2 separate regions of the Homo sapiens genome follow, and region 2 is linked to region 1. The links are chromatin contacts, found by Hi-C or POLR2A ChIA-PET in ENCODE. All regions are on one chromosome and are shown on one strand. Each heading gives the region's core, a stretch centred on a gene start or an enhancer-like site at or near the end of the contact. The rest is flanking DNA. Distances are from core to core; before and after follow the strand shown.

Region 1 (6,957 bases), core at 1,942-4,441:
GGGTCCAGAGGCTGCTCACAACCAGGAAGCCAGAGGGGCTGGGCCAAAGTGACAGCCAGCACTGCCCTGAAGACAGAGTCCCTAGGCCTCCAGGGGACAAAGCCTAGAGGGCCAGTTCCATCTCCAACTACATCCAAAACCGGTCAGTGGGCACAGGCCAGGGTATATGCCCCCCTAATTGCTCCCTGGCTCCATTAGTACCATGTGTGGCTCCTCCTGCAGCACCCAGCACACCCAGCCAGACCCAGAAAGGCTGATGCTGCCCCAGGTGCCCACCCTGGCTGGAGGGAGAGGGCAGCTCAGGCCGATGAGTCCTGGAGTAGTGGGGAACAACTAAGGGCCTCTGAGCAGGGGCAGGACCCGAGCTGGGAAGGTTGAAAGGTCAAGATCTAGCATTCGGGACCTCGCCATCTACCCTTTGACCCTTGTGGGATAGTAGAATGGCCAAGAGCCCAAGTCGCCTGGGTTCAAACCCAGGCTTCGATATTTGTAGCTGTGTTGCTGTGAGCAAGTTACTGGGCTTTTCTAACCTATCTAACCTCAACTAACCTATCTGTAAAATGGGACTAGTAATAGCCTACAACTGTCAAGAGTTGAAATGCAGCAATGACTTGTAAAGTACGTAGTACAGTGCCTGGCACTTAGTAGGTGTTCAGTAAGTGGATGCTGGTAGGAGTTTCTGCATCTACCAGGCAGTTTCGCTTATCATGCAGTTTCCTCTGTCTGGCAAGCCCATCTCCATACTTCTCCTCGTAGGAACTCCTATGCATCCCTTAAGGCCCTGCCCAAATAGTCCCACCTCTGAGGAGCCATCACTAACCCCTTACTTAAACAAACACAGGAAGCCCTTTCTTCTGGGCTCCCTGCCACCACATACTCCTCCCACAGCCTGGCCACACTGTCGGCAGATGAGCTGATGCCCGTGGGGCTCACCAGTGGATTACCAGTGCCTGCCTGGCGTGGAGAGCTGTGAATGAAAAGCTGCCCTCGCCTTAGTCAACTAAAAACAGAACACAAAAATCCCCACGGATGTGGAAAGAGCTTATAGTCTCCAGCCAAATTTTGAAAATGTTCTCAGGCCACCACCAGAGCAAAGGACAGTGCAGATCCCAATATGTAGAATTCAGGGTTGAAAATTCCTTTAATCAAATCAGTTATAGATTTTAAAAGGGAAGGGGCCAGAATACCATGTGGCTAGGTAAGAAGAATGAGGCAGCTCTGTGTGCTGATCTAGAACAGTCTCCAGGATAAGTTGTCAAATAATTAAAAAAAAAAAAAAATGAGGAGCAGAACACTGTAAGAAACATATTGGCTACCATTTGTGTGGAAGGGTGGGAGGGAGGCAAGGACAACATAGATATTTGTTTGTATGTACATAAATTAACTCTGGCCAAAATAGCAGGTTAACAGTGGCTGCCTCTAAGGAGGGGGAGTCAGAGGCTGGGGAAAGGAGAGAGTGAGGAATTGCCTTTCATTCCATACCCCTTTCTACTTTTGGATTTTGTAGCATTTGCTCACCATAGCTATTCAAAAATTAGCACATAAGCACATGTTTAGGGCATTGGAATTCACATACTCCAGCAGCAGGCCCTACCTGATTCAGGAACACTTCTCAGCACCCCTGACAGGCTATCCTGCTTTGAATGCTCCCAGTGACGGGGAGCTCAGTACTTTACCTGCCAGCTAATCCATCCAAAGGGTAGCTTGGAAGGATGGATTTGGGCTCAGTGACAGGAAGCAGGAATGTGCTTCTGGAGCCACACACAGGTGCCTCTTTCTTGCCCCTGACGTTGGGCAGAGATGTGACTGCCTGCCTAAGAACCTGCTCAGAGGGCCTGCCTGTCCCTGGGCCCAGGTGGGAGGTAGGCAGGAAGGTAGGGTGTGCTCTGCTGTGACTCAGGCCCCACGGGTGCCCGGAGCACAACCAGCTTCCCAGGACACAGCGCTGTGACTCAGGGCCACACAGCAGGGCCAACCCAGGTGGCAGCTGGCGGGCCACCAGCACACCCGCACCCTTCCCAGCCTCAATCCCCAGCAGGGCCTCTGTTGCCAGCATAAACCACCTCGCTCACCGCTGTCCCCATCCACAGAGGATGGAATGAGGAAATGAAGACCCTGGCACCAGACAGCCTGGGTTCAAATCCTGCCTCTGCCATTTGCTGGCTGAATGGTCCAGTGAGCCTGAGCCTCAGTTTCTCCATCCATACAAAGGGTGAGCCATGCTGCCTCGCCTTCCTCATAGGGTTGCCACGAAGATGCTGAGTTCATCCGAGAAAGGGTCCTGGATCAGCCCGGGCAGAGTCTTATGCAAATGTAAGCCATTATTATTGTGGGTGCCCAGCCAGATGTGGTGGTCACTGACATCGGAGCCTCGAAGGAAGCTTGGGTGCCTCCGCTCACCCCGCTGGCCTGGTCAGCAGGCCCAGGAGGAGCAGGCCTCCTGGGGCACCTGGCCTTGGGAAGGTTCAGGGACTCTAGGTCCCCCTGCCAGGTTATGAGCTCCATGACAACAGAAATTTTTCCCTCTCTCATTAGTGGGGCCCAGTGCCTGGTCCTGGTGCCTGGGATAACGGCTGGCACACAGGCAGAGTGAGCCTCACAGACCTGCAACGCATGCCTTCACACAGGGCCCCATGCTTGGATTAATGCCGTTACCTCTTGAAATTCTTAATTTTGAACAAGGACCATCACGTTTAATTTTGCACACGACACTGAACATTCTATAGCTGGTCCTGTACAGAGTTGACAGCCAGTACACCTTTTGGAATGAATGAATGAATGAATGAATGAATGAATGAATGAATGCCGCCCTGAGGTGTCATTTCTCTCATTTTACCTCTGAGGATCATGGACTCCAAGCCCCCTTTTACAGGCGGGAGAACAAAGGCTCATGAGCTGAACAGACTCACCCAAAATCATCCAGCATGAATCCAAACCCAGACTTGTCAGGCCCCAAAGCCCCAGATCCCGTGGCCTCCTCTGGCATGTCAGGGGCAGCTGATCTGTGCCTGGGGAAGGCACAGAGCAGTGGATCTCAGGGCAATGAGGCCAAACAGCAAGCTCTACCCCACTATCAGAGCTGCTCTGCTTCCCTTTTCTCAGCTGGGGAAACTGAGGCCCAGTTCTGGGTAGCACAGGCCCAGCTTGGCAAGGGTGCCTGCCTGGGAGGCATCCTGGCTGGATGCCCGGACAGGGGGCGGGGGCCTCTGTGAATCGCTCCTCAGTCCCCGCCGACCACAAGCGGGTTGGGTGAAAGGCGGCTGCTCCCCGCCCGCTTCCCCGCCAACGTGGGCCCGAACAATGGGCCTTTGTGCCCGGCGTGGGCGCGTTGTCAAGGTGCGCAGCCCTGGCCCTGGGCCCTGGCCTCGGCCTCCATGAGGGCAGAGGGGCCAGGCCAGGGGGTCTGCGGGGGCCGGGAAACCCAGCAGAAGAGAGAGCAAGTCTGAGATTCTCACAATGAACGAAGGCCAAGGCACAGGGTAAGAGTGACAGGCACCCAGGGTCACACAGCACAAGGACATCAGCGGCAAGTTGGGAACCCAGGACTCCAGCCTTCCTCTCGCTGTGGCCTGAGTGTCCCCGCTGCAGCAAGCGGCTCTGGCATCCCTGCAGCTGAAACCTCCCCTCAGGAGGTCAGCAGGGCTGGAATCATTCCTCTTCTCCCTTCTTACACTCCCACGCCATGTCTTCCTTCCTCAGGGGCTCAGCCCAACATCCCCCGCCCATCTCTGGGAGGACCCCCAGATGGCATCAGCCACAACATTGCTCGGAAAATGTCTCCCGTCCACAGGTCCCTCCTGACCAGCTCTTCTCCCCAACAAGATCGTGTGCCCCTTGGGAAGCCACCTGGTCAGGTAGGCACTGCCATGAGCCCCTGTTACAGGAGAGAACTGAGGCTCCCAGCCGGGCAGGGCTCACTCGAGGTCTACACCCTGGATGCAGATGACCCTCACCTCTGTCCTGTGTGGGAGCCACAGGAGGAAGGTGGGGACAAAAGACCAATTCCTGCTGTTTAGCCACCCACCTTCTGGAGGGAAAGGCAGAGAAGTCAACCGCAATAGTAATAATAACAAGAGACCGCCAGGTATTGAGCATCTAGTAAGTGCTTTATGTCCGAAATCTCATTTCATCATCATAAAATTGCTGGGAGGCAGGTATTATTATCATCCCCATTTTACAGATGAGGAAACTGAGGTTCAGGTGAAGCAACTTGCCCGAGGTCAATCAGTTAATAAAGGGGTTCAAATCCTAGCCAGGTCCACTGAATGTCTGTGCTCACTCAACCCTCACAACCGTCTTATCAGGCAGGGTTGATGTTCCCAAATTACAGATGAGGTAACTGAGGCTCCAAGCCGCAAAGTCACATGCCCAAGGTCACACAGCTAGGAGGGGGGACCAGGGATTTAAACCTGGGCTTCTGGCCCCCAAGGCCCCCGTCTTGTTTCTTTCTTCCCCCACCATAACCAAGTTCCCTAAAAGTCCCTTGAAACCATCTGTGCCACCAGCCCCTCGTCCCCATCTCCCACCACGATAGACCCAATGTCCACCCTGCACCTCGGCCAGTCCTAGCTGGCCTCACCCAACGCATAACGGATATTCATGAAAAGCCAAAAAGAGAGTCCCAGTCGGGAATAAGCTAAATGTCCAGGAGCAGAAGCCTGAGGAAGAGCACTGTGGTCTGTCCCCACGACAAAGCCCACAGGGACAACCAATAGATGCACCCAAGCCACTCCGCCAACGGGGACGGAACTCCAGAACAGAACATCGGGTGGAAAAAAAGCAGGATGCAGAAGCAAATGTACAAGGGACGCCATCTGTACAATCCCACCCACAACCCAAAGCAGCTCCCCGAATCCCTCAGGGATTCCACGTGTGTCTGTGTGTCTGTGTGTGTGTGTGTGTGTGTGTGTGTGTGTGTGTGTGTGTGTGTAAAAGTCTAAAGATGTCCTACAACTGCTTTGGGAAACTGGCCATAGCTACAAAAACCAAGCATGTGCATATCTCATCATCTAGCAATTCCATTCCTGGATATAGACTAAGGGAAATGCCTGCTTATGTCTACTGTCGGATGTGTAAGAGAAGGTTCACAGCAGCACTATTCAAAATAGTGGAAACTGGAAACAACCCCCATCTCTGTTGACCATAGGGTGATTCAACAAACTGTGGTCTAGTTAGACAATGGAATACTCCACAGCCGTGAAAACAGACACAAAACTTGGATAGACCTCATTGGATGAGTTTAAGTGAAAGTGCCTGATACAAAAGAGCACAGACTGAATGGGCTCACTTATATGAAGTTCAAGAATAGGCAAAACCAATCTATCGTAATAGGAATCAGACCAGTAGTTACCTTTGAAGGGAGCCCCTGGAGGCTAGGAATGTTCTACATCTTGATCTGGTGTGATCCCATGACCATCAAACTACAATTAAGATTTGTGCATTTCGAGGTCAGGAGATGGAGACCATCCTGGCTAACACAGTGAAACCCCTTCTCTACTAAAAATACAAAAAAATAGCCAGGCGTGGTGGCACGGGCCTGTAGTCCCAGGTACTCAGGAGGCTGAGGCAGGAGAATCGCTTGAACCTGGGAGGCAGAGGTTGCAATGAGCCAAAATCGTGCCACTGCACTCTATCCTGGGCGACAGGACGAGACTCCGTCTCAAAAAAAAAAAAAAAAAGATCTGTGTGTTTTACTGTGTGCATTTACACCTCCATCAAACCAGGTGGATACCTTCATCAAACCAACAAGAGAAGGATAAAGACACACAGGGAAATCACGAGCATCAAATCCAGGTTGCAGTGACTGGTTTTTTTGTTGTTTATTTTTTGTTTTTTGTTTTGTTTTGTTTTGTTTTTTGAGACGGAGTCTTGCTCCGTCGCCCAGACTGGAGTGCGGTGGTGCAATCTCAGCTCACAGGTTGCAGTGACTTCTAAGAGAGATCCTTCTGGGCAGGGATATGGGGGGATCCCCTATATTGGGGTGGTTCCTTTTAAGGAAGAAAAGAACACAGAAGAACATAAGTTTCCAGGCAGTTGAGTGATAGCTGCGTGGAAACTTCTGTTCTTATCCTTTAAATTTTTTTGAATAGTAAAACATTAAAAATATTGAGAATCAAACCAGAAACAAAGCCTATTTCCACGGCTTCTCCTGCTCCAGAGCTCACAGTGGCTTCCTCCTGCCTCCGGGCTGTGGCCACCCTCCTTTGCATGCCATTCGAGGTCTCATCCTGGTCCTCAACCCGTCTTTCCAGCCTCTCACTCACCCGTCCCCACCAGCCAGGCTGGTCTCCTCACTCTTCCCCTAACACGCCTTAAACATTCCCATCTCCACGCCTTTCCTCCCACCTGGAATGCCCTCCCCATTCCTGTCTACTTGCTCTGTGCCAGGCACTGTGCCGAGTGCTGTAGGCTATTAACTCCTGAAATCAGGGGCTCGGCCATGGGGAAATTGGGGCATCACTTGCAACCACAAATAATCTCCATCATCACCCCCCAAAGCCGCCCAAGTAAACCAAGTAAAAAGAGTAGTGCTGCTAAGCCCACAAATTCAAGACAAATCACCCCATAGCCCAACCATCCCCTAAGACCCTCCAGTATAGAAATTCTGGCCCACCACTGGATTTAAAACTCACTCATCTCTTGGGATTGTGTCTTTAACATTCCCATTTTACACAGGGGGAAACTAAGGCTTAGAGAGGGCAAGTAACTTGCTTGAGACACTCAGCAAAGAAAGACTGTCTTTCTCTTGAGATCTTTTCCTCCTCCAAGATCTCCCAATCATGACTGACCCCCAAGTTTGTCCCTGCCTCAGAGCCTTTGCACTTGCAGTTCCCTCTGCCTGGAATGTCCTTCTTCCAGCTATTCCCAGGCCCAGCTCCTTCTCATCATTCTAGTCTCTAAATTCGGCCAGAGTCATCCTCCCAGATCCCCACCCTCATCCCCAGTGCAAAGCAGCCC
Region 2 (6,957 bases), core at 1,485-3,984, 78 kb before region 1:
CTGACATACAGTCTGTGGCTGTTTTCCTGCACCACGGCAGAGTTAAGTAGTTGCAATAAAGAGGGTCTGGCCCACAAATCCTAAAACATTTATTATCTGGCTCTTTACAGAAACATTTTACCAACCTCAGCAGCAAGTAATAAAAAACACATAAGTTATAATTTTGTAGTATTTTTAGAGATATAAAGTACAAGAACAATTATTTTTTTAAAACTGTCTGGCAGATCATGTATGGCTGGATCTGAGTTAAATGCATAGAAAGTGCATTCCACTGAATAACATGATCAAGAGTAAGACTTTAGGCCCAGATAATTAATTTTTACAAATTCTCAGCAAGTTGCTTCATGTCTCCAACCTCAGTTTTCTCATCTGTAAAACAGGGATGATGTTTAGTTCTGACCTCATAGGGTACAGGTAAAGAAGGCTCTTAGAACAGTGCCGGGCACATAGTAAGTACCATGTAATTATTTGTTATTATTATCATTATTATTGCACAGAGACAGGTCTAGATCAGTGTCATGGCTGTGCTACTTCTCAGACATGCGAACCTGGACACACAGCTTCCTCTTCCCCAGCCTCAGTCTCCCTACCCATAAATTGGTGCCATAATGGTTGCCATCACCTGGAGTTGCTGTGAGGGCCCCTTGGCACAGCATCTGGCACACAGTAGGCACCCAACACAGATGAGCTGTTACTGCCAGCATTCCCATCACTCTGACTCAAAGCTCTGCACTGTCTGGAACTCAGTCTCACCCCTCCTCTGTAAGGCAGGCCATGACTCCGGACCCGCCGTGTACCAGCACTAACTGTTTTCTACCCAGTGATTGTTTATTTAACTGTCCTCCTAAAGTAACTCCTCAGCCATCAAAGGGCTGTTTACAAAGCCCACAATTAGCCTTCTTGGAACAACAAATAAACAGAAACCTAATTAGGCATGTTTCTCCTGGCTCAAGGCACGGCAACCCCAAGGCTTGGGCATCACAGCTGTCATTCAAATAGACATTTGTGGGCTGTATGGATGAATGGATGTGTAGATGGATGTGAGGATGAGTGGGTGGGTGGGCGGATGAATGGATGGATGGATGTGTGGGTGGATGAGTGGATGGATGAATGGGTGGGCGGACGGTTGGATGGATGGATTGGAGGTTGGAAGGAAGGAGAGGTGGATAGATGATATTTGAACTGATGGACAGATGGATGAATGGAAGGTTGAATAGATAGAAGGCAGGAGGAATAGAAGAATGGATGGGTGGATGAATAGAAGGACAGGTGGAGGGAAGTCTTGATGGGTGGAGGGATGGCTGAGAGTTGGATGGAAAGGATAGATGGAATAATGGAAGGACAGATGGAGAGATGTTTGGATGGCGGATGAATGTGTGGATGAGTAGGTAGGTGGAGGTATGGGTAAAGGAATGAAAAGATGGACTGGTGAGTTCAGGTTAGTGGAAGGCCAGAGGGAGAGGGTGATGTGAACTGAGGCTCCAGGCTTTTTCCTGCGTCTCCTTCCCACCCTGCCCTGTTCTTCACTGAGATGCTGTGTCACCACCCAGTAGAAGGGACTCTGACCGTGTGGCATCAGAACAATCCTGGGTTTGAATTCGCTCCTACCATGTTCTGCCTCTGTGGCCTTGAGCAAGTCCTGCCACCCTGAGCCTTAGTCTCCTCCTCTGTAAAACGGATGTTTGTACTGTCCCCACTTCACAGTGTGGCTGGCAGGGTGAATGGGTTAAGTGCCCACGCCATGGTCCCTGCCCTACCTGTGTGAATTCCTGTTTGGTGGCTGCCCAGAGCAGGGGCTGGCATCACTTGGGGCTGGGCAATGTTGGTAGACTGCCCAGACCCTCTGCTCTGAGCTCCACTCCAATGGAGGGAACAAGCACCAGCCTGTGCTGCGGCAGGGCCCTCCCTCTGGGAGGTTCTTCCCCTGGAGAGAGGGGGCTGGCCTCTGCCTGGGGAGACTTAAAATCCCACTGTGGGGACGGGCACTGGAACAGAGCCCAGGACCTGGCTCCCCTCCCTCCCAGCTCCCTGCGTTCCAGCCTCGGGGGCCTCCACTCGGTTCTCAGAGCTGGGGGTGAGAATGCGACTCAATGTCCAGCTGCCTAGATTCACATCCCTTCCTCCCACTGGCTGGCTGGTAGCCTTGGGCTGGATACTGACCACTCTGTGCCTTGGGAAATGAGAGTTCCTACCTCATAGGACTATTGTGAGGATTGAATGAGTTAAAATGTGAAGTGTTTAGCACAGTGCCTGGCACACAGTGAGCATGGCTAGCTGCTATTATTCTTGTATAACAGTTGTTTTCATTACTGTTGCTGGTATTATTATCATTATTTTACCTCTCCCATATCCTTTTCCCCTTCTGGCCAGAGGGCATTTGATGTTTCCTAGCAGGAGATGGCCCTCAAACTGGGCCTTGAAGGAACAGAAAGGCCCCCAGAGGCAGAAGAAGGCACCCCTCGGGAAGACTCCGCCTGGGGCAGCTCCCACAGCAGAAGGCCAAGAGGTTCTGGCCAGAGGGAGGCGTGGCTCCCAGCGCAGGGGCGGGATAGAGAGAGGTGAGTCAGTGTCTGGCCCAGCCAGGCCCTCACAGCCACAGCTCTGCTTCCCATCAAGGGGCGGAGCAGCTGCGGCTCCCCTCTGGCCAGGGCTGGGGGTCTGAGTCAGCTGGAGTCAGGTAAGCAGAGGAGGATGTGGGGCTTTCCCACCCGCAGCCTGGAAGCCCGTGTGTGCAGGGCAGGGCTGCCTCCCACGGCAGGGGCAGGCAGAGGCCTCTGCGCCAGGTACAGCCTAGGTACCGCCTACCCCCATGGCTGACCCTGGGCCCCAAATCCAGCGGGAGGCCTGGGAGCATCTTCTCCGCCTGAGTCACCGGGCTGGGCCCAGGACCCCAGCCAAGGGCTTTGCCTCTGGGAAGAAAAGAGCTTTGGAGTCCAGCAAAACCTGGGAAGCAGGGGGAAGCTTCCCTAGCAGGTGCTATTTGAGCAGAGGCCTGGAGGAGGTGAGGAAGTGAGCAGCGGGCCGTGTGGGGTAATGGGTGCTCCAGGAAACCAGAACGGCAGATGCGAGGTTCTGAGGTGGAGCCTGGAGTGTCGGAGCAACAACAAGGAGACTGTCGTAGGGATGAGGCCTTGGGGAGGAGGAACAGAGAGCAGAGAGGACCTGGGGCATGTCCCACAGTGGATGAGCCACGGGAAGGACTTTGGCTTTTCCTCTAAGCAAGGTGAGAGCTGTGGGAAGTTTCCAGGCAGAGAAGGGACGAGATCTGACTTAGATTCTCACGGGATCTCTCTGGCTGCATGTGGGGAATGGATTGGAGGTGGAGGATTCAGGACAGAAGCCAGGAAACCAGGGAGGAGGAGACCACAATAGTCCAGGTAAGCCATGCAGGGTCTGGACCAGGGTGGGGACCGTGGAGGTGAGAGAAGAGGTGGAATTCTGGGAGTTCCTCTGCACGTCAGCCAACCCGCCCTTCTTGGGTGCCTACTGTGTGTGAGTTCTGTACAGCAACATGATACAGAGATCACAAAGGCTGAGCCCTTGCCCACAGTGTAGGAGACAGGAGGAAAAGGAATGCAACTGTGATGTGATCAGTGTCAGACTGAAGTGTGAATGAAGGGCAGCTACATCTCCCCAGGTTCTGTCCTAAAACTTTCTATGTAGGAGCTCAACCTAGTGAGATAAGAGCTATCATAAGCCCCCATTTTCCAGATAAGGAAACTGAGGCCCTCTTAGTCAAACAATATGTCTAAGTTAAGAGACTCCTCCCACTAGTAAGTGGCAAGACTGGGATTCACAACCGGGTCTGAAGGGCTGCAGGACTGACCCCGCCTGACCACCTGTGTAATCAGGAAGGGCTTCCCGTAGAGGTGAGGCTTGAGCTGGGTTCCCAGGGATGCATAGGATTCCGTCAGTGAGCAGAGGGCCTTCCAGGCCTGAGCAAGGTATAAGCCAATGTGTGTTCAAGACACACAAGCCCCACGTGGAGTTTCTCCCTCCCCTTGGCATCACAGGGAGGACGAAAGGGAGCTGGAAAGCCTCACCTACAGTGTTAACTGATGGAATTTCACGCCGGGTCCCTGTACCTTGCAGCTACCTCTGGCCCCATCCATGGTCCCAGGCTCACGATGGGTGAGAATCATCCCCTTAGCCACTGTCTCCCACACGTCACTTAAAAGCCATCTTTAAAGCCATTCATACCTTTTCTTAAGTAAATTGATTTTTTGGTTTACTCCACTGGTTTTTTAAAAAAATAACTTACTGAGACGAAGTTCACATAGCATCATATTAAGCATTTTAAAGTGAACATTTCGGTGGCATTTTTGCATTGTGTTCTGCAACCATCACCTCTAGCTAATCACAAAACATTTTCATCACCCCAAAAGGAGACCCTGTGACCATAAAGCAGCCGCTCCCCATTCCCCTAACAACCACCATTCTTCACTGGTCTCAATGGATGTACCTATTTTGGAGATTTCCTGGAAAGGGAATCATACAATATGTGACCTTCTGGCCAGGCATGGTGGCCCACGCCTGTAGTCCCAGCACTTTGGGAGACTGAGGCGGAAGGATTTCTTCAGCCCAGGAGTTTGAGACCAGCCTGTGCAAAATAGGGAGACCCTGCCTCTACAAAAAATACAAAAATTAGCCAGGTGTGGTGGCACGCACCTGTAGTACCAGCTACTGGGGAGGCTGAGGTGAGAGAATCATTGAGCCTGGGAGGCAGATGTTGCAATGAGCCGAGATCACACCACTGCACTCCAGCCTGGGCAACAGAGCAAGAACCTGTCTCAAAAAAAAAAAAAAAAAAAAAAAAAGACCTCTGTGTCTGGCTTTTTTCACTTAGCATCATGTTTTGGAGGTTCATTCTCATTGTAATATGGATTAGAAAAAATTATTTTAAAAGGAAAATTTGTGTTACTATCAGAAGGAGGAAACAACTTTTCATTTCTGTAAAGAGAAAGTAACCTTAAAACAACAATCACAAAAGAACGTTACCAAATTCTTGCTCCATTCTCCTGCCTGCTGAAGGCCCTGAGCTTAAGGCCAGCTCTGCCTCATAAAGGGAGACGAGCAAACGTGGGAGAGGTATTCAAGTCCAGCCGCGCCCGCCTGAGACTTTCTCCTTGGGTTAATCAGAAGAATCAAAGAGAAGTGCAAAAGGAGGAATGGTGACAACTGTGGTCTAACCCATCTTGCGTGGGAGGCTCTGATATTTCCAGAGCAGAGCGGGGGTGAGTGCAGCTCATGACAGTGAGTGTCCCTGGTGCCATGGCTGGTAGGTTAGAGGGGAGGGCTGCAGATGGGGAGCCTGTTGGAAGCTTCTTCACCAGCCCAGACATAACATAATCCAGAGAATCCCATGCCTGCCAATCTCTTCCCTTTTCTAAATCCTTTCACATCTATGAGTGGAGGTAGGCCAGGTGATAGCCGGGTTAATTCCTGGATGCTATTCTGTTCCCGTGATGTATTTGTCCACTTAGATGCCAATACCAAACTGTTTTATTTCTATGCCTTTGTCATATATTCTAATGTCTGGACGGACAAGTCCTCTCTCTTAGTTCTTCTTTCAGCATTGCTTTGACTATTTTTGCACATTTACTCTTTTATGTGACTTGAGAACATCCCCTTTTAACAGACAGGCCCAGAGATGTTAAGGGACAAACCCCAAGTCACACAGGGCTTCTGCCTCCAAGCCTCATGGCCCATTTCCAGGACTCCCAGGGGTCCTGGGCAGTGTTAGGAGTGAGCATGAGCCTGGCATGCTGGGAGGAAAGGGAGAGTGTTTTCACCGCCCCAAACACGCCATTCTTGTGGGTCGTGAAGAACACTGTTTGCCTATTAAAGGCTTTGGACGCCTTGAAAAATAGCAGCATTTGCCATGTTCACATTTCACCTGCAGGTATTACCTACTCTTTCCATCAATTCGCTTTTTAAATGTTTGCGAAAACTTAATTTTAAATGAACTCATTTTATCCTGGCTTTAAATGAGGAACCAGTGTTGACTGTGAGGCCTTTGTTGTCTGTGCCCTGCCCATACCTCCTCTCCCTTTTCTCCGGTGAACACAGACAGGATTCCACCTGCAGCACCTGTCCCCTTCACCTGTGAGCTTTGCTCATGGGGCAGGCTGGATGTGCTGGGAACTAACACTCCAAGCGGCAGCTGTCAAGCAATGATAGGCAGGAGCTGACATGTCCCTTCCCCAGCTCCCTGACCACCCGATCTCCGCCCCTGGGGGGCTAACTCCGTTACTACATGGGCTCCCAGCGTGCCACAGCAGGACCGAGCCCCAGCTGCCTAAGTGGTTACTGGCTTGGTAGCGCTCTTGAGATTGGCAGCCCTTCCTCCCTGATCTCACTTCCCTACCAGTGCTTTCTGGAGGCATCTCCCAAATAGGCTACTTGCCTTCAGTTTATTCTGTTAAGGTCTGCTTGCAGGCACCCAATCTAAGGCACTTGCTGCAAATGGAAGACAATTGGTGAAATATACAAAAAAGTGAAACAAAGCCAGCTACTATTGCCGATGACGGCTTGTACTTGGGATCTGCTCTGTTTCTTCCGAAGAAAAAGCAGGTGGTAGGAAGGTGCTCAAGACACACAAGCCCCACGTGGAGTTTCTCCCTCCCCTTGGCATCACAGGGAGGACGAAAGGGAGCTGGAAAGCCTCACTTACAGTGTTAACTGATGGAATTTCACGCCGGGTCCCTATACCTTGCAGTTACCTTTAGCCCCATCCATGGCCCCAGGCTCACGAGGTCCTGAGAACAACTTTCCACAGGCCAACTCCAAGGACAATGGAAAGTCCCTTAGCCTGGGCAGCTGACAAGACACAGGCCTGGCTGGACCCAGTGGGCATCCCTCAGTACCCACCCAGGAGGGGCCCACAGGACAACTAGCCTGACGCATGGGCAGATAGATGGGTTCAACTTTGCCGTGAGTGCATCTGGAGAAGGGAGA

Evidence for each region. A loop is a pair of places that touch in the nucleus more often than their neighbours do. ChIA-PET counts read pairs that join two places held with the same protein, here RNA polymerase II (POLR2A). Pooled maps may share reads with other maps.
Region 2: a map of DLD1 shows a loop between it and region 1 (3-fold over the local background). The contact joins the promoter of LINC01271 here to the enhancer-like site in region 1. A Hi-C loop is called at or near these places in 1 of 168 maps with a recorded cell type or tissue (DLD1) and 1 of 50 pooled maps. POLR2A ChIA-PET finds 5 or more read pairs at or near these places in 3 of 52 experiments (HCT116, activated B cell and activated naive CD8-positive, alpha-beta T cell).

The regions. Positions count from the first base shown.
Region 1 is chr20:50,239,590-50,246,546 of GRCh38, reverse strand. It overlaps LOC107985386 (a long non-coding RNA gene), which reads left to right. Exons shown (of 3, transcript XR_001754718.2): 2 at 3,700-3,854. Among named protein-coding and RNA genes, the nearest start is that of PELATON, 24 kb to the left of the region's middle. Within about 2 kb of position 3,191, at least 10 of the 41 ENCODE cell types and tissues checked have a DNase peak (open chromatin) inside an H3K27ac peak, as active enhancers do; they include HCT116, where a contact is called at or near this core.
Region 2 is chr20:50,317,119-50,324,075 of GRCh38, reverse strand. It overlaps LINC01271 (long intergenic non-protein coding RNA 1271), which reads left to right and starts at 2,734. Exons shown (of 3, transcript NR_109950.1): 1 at 2,734-3,001. RefSeq lists enhancers at 1,397-1,981, 1,982-2,567, 2,568-3,152.